Linked DNA regions of Mus musculus: region 2 is linked to region 1. A link is a loop called in an ENCODE intact Hi-C map of the cell type or tissue named here. Cell type or tissue: heart. All regions are shown on one strand. Region 1 overlaps Zfp618 (zinc finger protein 618). Region 2 overlaps Zfp618 (zinc finger protein 618).

What was found. Peaks named below come from ENCODE experiments on the same cell type or tissue, not always from the same donor. Only the 100,000 strongest peaks of a DNase experiment are listed, where the experiment ranks them.
Region 2: it touches region 1 in a loop (2.7-fold over the local background); 3 of 42 quality-filtered maps call a loop at or near these places.

What each region holds. Positions count from the first base shown.
Region 1 is chr4:63,083,615-63,086,114 of GRCm38, reverse strand. The region is part of intron 3 of Zfp618 (zinc finger protein 618); the gene reads right to left. Among named protein-coding and RNA genes, the nearest start is that of Ambp, 69 kb to the left of the region's middle. In heart, a CTCF peak has its summit at 1,230; a DNase peak (open chromatin) is centred at 1,444.
Region 2 is chr4:63,009,472-63,011,971 of GRCm38, reverse strand. The region is part of intron 1 of Zfp618 (zinc finger protein 618); the gene reads right to left. Among named protein-coding and RNA genes, the nearest start is that of Gm30764, 31 kb to the right of the region's middle. In heart, no CTCF peak of the experiment used is centred here; a DNase peak (open chromatin) is centred at 1,511.

The DNA.
Region 1 (2,500 bases):
TGAGGTATATTTATAATCCTAGCACTCCAGAGGTCAGAGTAGATAGATCCCCGGTGCTGGCTGGTCAGCCAGGTTATTATACTTGGTAAGTTCTGGGCCAACAAGAGACCCTGCCTGGATCCAAAAGAGGAGGGGTGCTGGTACCTGAGGAATGATACCTGAATACCTGAGGTTGTGTTATGGCCTCTACACACACACACACACACACACACACACACACGCACACGCACACGCACACGCACATCTAACAGAGCTGTAAATGAAGAAGCCATTAAGAACATAGAACCTCGCCTGGTTTTTTTTTTTTTTTTTTTGGCATACATCTTGGAAGGAGTCAAAGAATCAAGTGACACCATGAAGCAAACCCCATGGTCTTCGGCTCCCTGTTCACACACCCCAGCTCTCCAAGCCCTTTCCCTGCAAACAATAGAAATCATCATGAAATGAAGGCCAAGCCCGGTCTCATTCTACACGTAAGAAATCCTCATTCACAGATACACGAGCCGATCGAGAAAGACGGGCAGCCGTTAACTGTTTCACCGAGAAGGGTGTCTTGGATAATTTTTTATTTTTACACTTACTATTTATCTAAATTTGTTCTTGACAAATTGCAGCCTAATCACAACTCAATCTGGGGGAAAAATTAAGAGGTTTTTAAATGCAGAGCTTTATGATCCCAGGGAAAAAATTTTCCCCCAGAAATTTCTATTTCAATTTATGTACCTCTTGTTGTGGCAGATGAGTGTGAAACGGTGATCAATAAAAGACTTTCAAGCATAAAAATATATTACATTAGGAAAAAACCCTGTGGGGGTGGGTGGGCTAGAAATGGCCGTTCAAGGAGAGAAAAAAAAGGAAGATATAAAATCTCTGTCTGCTAAAGATGAGCTTGTTCAGATGTTTCTTTAAAGTGACAATGGCAGGCCCTAAAAAGCAGTGGCATTGTGATTATTTGCAAAATGCCACTTTAAAAAAGCAATACAATATCCTAGGAATTATAACATTGCAATTGGTAAAAAAAAAAAATGAAAAGATGTTCTTTTTGGAGGCCTAAACTGAGGGTGTTTGATATCCTGACCTGCGAGATTTGTCTCATCACCACAGTCATCCTGGAGGTGTTGATGCCTTGTGCCAGAGCCTAGCTTGTCTTTTAGTCCACCTTTAAAGCTATTCTCACAACACTGCTTCCTTCTTGTCCCAATGACCCAGCATATATATTCCACCGAGCATTCCAGACACAGTGGGGCAGACTCGAGCTCTTCTAACATACAGCCGGGATCCCTTTTCAACAGGGATTCTCCACCCGTACCCCTTCCCGGTTTACCCCAGATGGAGAGCCAACAGTGGAGAAAACTGGGTCTGGAGGGCAGCCAGCCCTGCGCCTTCCCTTGTGGTTACAGCAAAACCTAAGTGTTGGTTCTGGCACGCTCAGGCACCTAGATCTGCCAATAGCCTACTGAAATAGGAAACTCACTATCAGCTGGCATTACCCAGTAAGACCTGGCACCTCTCCTCCTGGATTTGTCAAGGACTGAAGCCCACGTGGCTGTGTCTGAGCTTCCATGGAACTCATCACTCCATCCAGAGCTACAGCCCCGTGGCTTCCACATGACTGGGGTTCCCTCTTCTTCCTCCACTCCCCATCCCAGGATGGCTTTGTGCATGCAGTGTGCCTAGGACACCTCCCTGCACTATCTAGTTTCCACATGACCCTTGATTCTTGTAGTGGGACCAGCCACCATCCTTGTCCACCTCCGGGACCAGAAACTCATTCTCTCACAGGTTTTATTTGGTTATCAAATCATTTCTGTCACGAATGACTTCCTGGCCACTCCATACTGGTTGGACCTCCTGGAATATGTCTGTTTAGTGTCCCCAAATACTGTATGTTGTGAGTATCTAGCCTCCATCACCCTGCTCCCTGTCCCCTATAGGCCCCTTTGCTTCTCCAGGAAACAATTCTTGCTTGCCCACGTGCCCCTCTCTATAATGCATTAACACCTGGGAATGACCTGGTTGGCTCAGTAGTCACAAGAAGCAGAGTCTGTCTCCATGAACATGGGATACCCAGGCTCTGGTTGGTTCCACAGCACACTCACTCCATGATGGTAACTTTTGAAAACCAGAATGAGTGCCTGCCACCCTTATCTCTTGGGACCAGGCAATGGTCTACCATGATGTCCTAGATGAGGTAAACACAAGTGGCCATCCTACTCTCCATCTAGCATGATGACAGCAAACAGGTCCCATTTCCAATTTCCTGATTCCAGCTGATTGGCAGTGCACTTCACTATATTGAGGATTTTGCAGAACAGTGTACAGGGGTCAGTTAATGATGCTAACACAAACCTGGAATTGGGAGTGGCAACAGGGGTGCCTGCATGTGTCATTCTGCATAAAGGAGCTAAAACCTTACGTGTTCCAGCCCCTCCCCAGGCTTTAGGGCAAAGCTGTACCTACAGCATGTCAGATGGGCCAGGCATCGGTTAACACATCGATT
Region 2 (2,500 bases), 74 kb after region 1:
GAACATATCCCTTCAACAGACAAGAGGCTAGAACATCTTCAGATCTCTGACCTTGGGAAAATCCTTCCACCCTAGGAATCCTAAGATACCCGAACAGGACCTCTCACATCACTAACAACAACCTGTTTCAAGGCCAGCTTTCCTGTATGCTCTGTAAGCCTTCACTCTGAAGCCCAGAGCAGTATCTATGTGTGTAATACTGACCCAATGAGGAAACAGAGCAGAGAACTGGAGAGAAGTACCTATAGTCACCAAGTAGAAACAAGACATGGGGTGCACACAACAGGTCACAAAGTTCCAACCTTGGCCTGATGGACTCCAAAGCACTATAATAAATCAGTATATACGTTCAAGTACCAAACAACGGCAAAACAGTTGAATGTGATCTGAGGCAAGTTCTAAACAATGCCAGGTCTGAATCGCAAAGAAAGCTGCTGTCCGTGTGCACAGCTTGGAGTGAGACCAGCAGAGGTCCCACTGTAACTACCCAACAGATGTCCACTTGAGAGGAACTGCTAGGTACCATCCTCAGATAGTATAAAAGGAACAGCTGAGAAGGCTACAGCAAGCTAGCAGACCTATGATAGGTACCTCTAAGACTAAATCCTATGATGACTGTCACCAACTCTCAATGGCACAGCCCTTCTCATGGGCCAGACATTGTGCCTGGCACTTCAAACTAACTCACTGTCTCCTCTGGTCATCTACGAAGAGGCTGCTGGTTCATGCCCACCTCACAGGCATGCAAACTGAGGACATTCTTATACCTTGGCCCCAACACTGCTGTGACAGCCCCCTGTGGGGTGTACCTTATGGTTCTCTACCTTCTGTCTCTACCTTCAGCCAGAAGCACAGGACCAGAGCCACTTAGCTATGTATTAACAGCTTCTTGCGGAGTGAAAACAAGACATCACAGAGGTGGTTCCTATTGCCAAGACAACTGGCTGAGGGAAGCAGGTTGGAAACATGGGGGCAATAAATGTAGGGAGGGTGACCTCATTAGAGACTGGGACCTCCTCCCAAACTAGATCCCAGGAGCTACAGTGTTCACATCCAGACCAAAACTTCTCACTGCCTAATTCTAACCAGGTGTTCAGTCCCCTGCTCAACATGGTTCAGCCCAGCACAGCCCAGGTGAAGTTGCAGCACTTACAGGTGTCATCATCCTAGAGGTGATGTGATTCTTTTGGGCCAGCTCTACTGTGGACTGAATAATATTTTTATGATCATTAAACTTCTCCTCTGTGCCCTATGAAGAGTGGATCACTTCCCTTTCTCTGGACCTCAGTTTCTCCTTTTACAGAGTTAGGCCATATATCCCCACCTCCCCCACTTCCCAAGACCCATGTGCAGCAGAATAAGGGAGACCTCAGCCCTCCACCAGGCAAACCGAGTAGCTGGATGAAGGCAGTGCTGGTGTGGCTGTGGCCCAAGGGGAAGGTTCCGCTTCGCAAAGGCTTCATGTTGCTTGAGGAAGACCTGGCAACAGGAGACCAGGAGCCAGCCAGGCCTCTCTTGACTGTGAAGTGGCAACAACTTGCCAAGTTCTCTACTGGCACCAGAGTTTGCCAGGAGGGATGACTAGAAGGCCTACCAGCCAGTTTCCTCTTCAGGGACATGCATACTTTAACACTCGTGTACATACCACACACATACACACACACACACACACACACACACACACACACACCTCATAAATAGAAATCTGATTATCACTGGCTTTTTCTTAGCCAATGTGACTGAGTTTTAAATCTTTCATAAAGAAATACTCATAAAATATTCAAGTGAGTCCTGCCTGACACTGGAGACTACAAGTGGCTTCAGGCAACCTAAACCACACACTCCATGGGACCCCAGGAGCTCTGCCGTTTGCCACAGAGCAGCATGCCCACCATGGCTGGGGTTCAACAGAGCCTTTGGCAGGGACTGGGCTGTCTCAGGTTCTCAGCTGCCAGCTTGTTCCCCAGTGCACTGTGTGCTTGGCTATAGCTCTACATGATTGGGAAGCCCTGGGCTCCTGTCAAACCATTAACATGGATAATAAGACTAACAGCAAATGAGAGAACATAGATTCCCCTTCCACTGGCAATGGCTTTTTCAGACCTTGGAGGGGAAGCAAGCCAGGGGATGGAAGCCAGCCTATGGAAGCTGGCTGCCACATCTTCCTTTCCAGATTCCTCCTCATAACTGTTCACCCAGCAATGATGCCTCGTGAGCCTACTGTGTACCTTGACACTATATACAGCAGGAATACACTCATGAACAATATAGGCAGAACTCTCCCCTTGCTTCCTGGCTGAGGTACAAGGAGAGCTAGGAGCACCCTCTCAAGACCTAGATTGCCTATAAGGGTTCTATATAGATGGCGATTTGTCTAAAAGACAGATGGACTTTGTGATGGAGCTGCTACTAGCCAAATGTGCAACAACGTAAGCCAATCCCAGCACTTGGGAGGCAGAGGCAGGCGGATTTCTGAGTTCGAGGCCAGCCTGGTCTACAA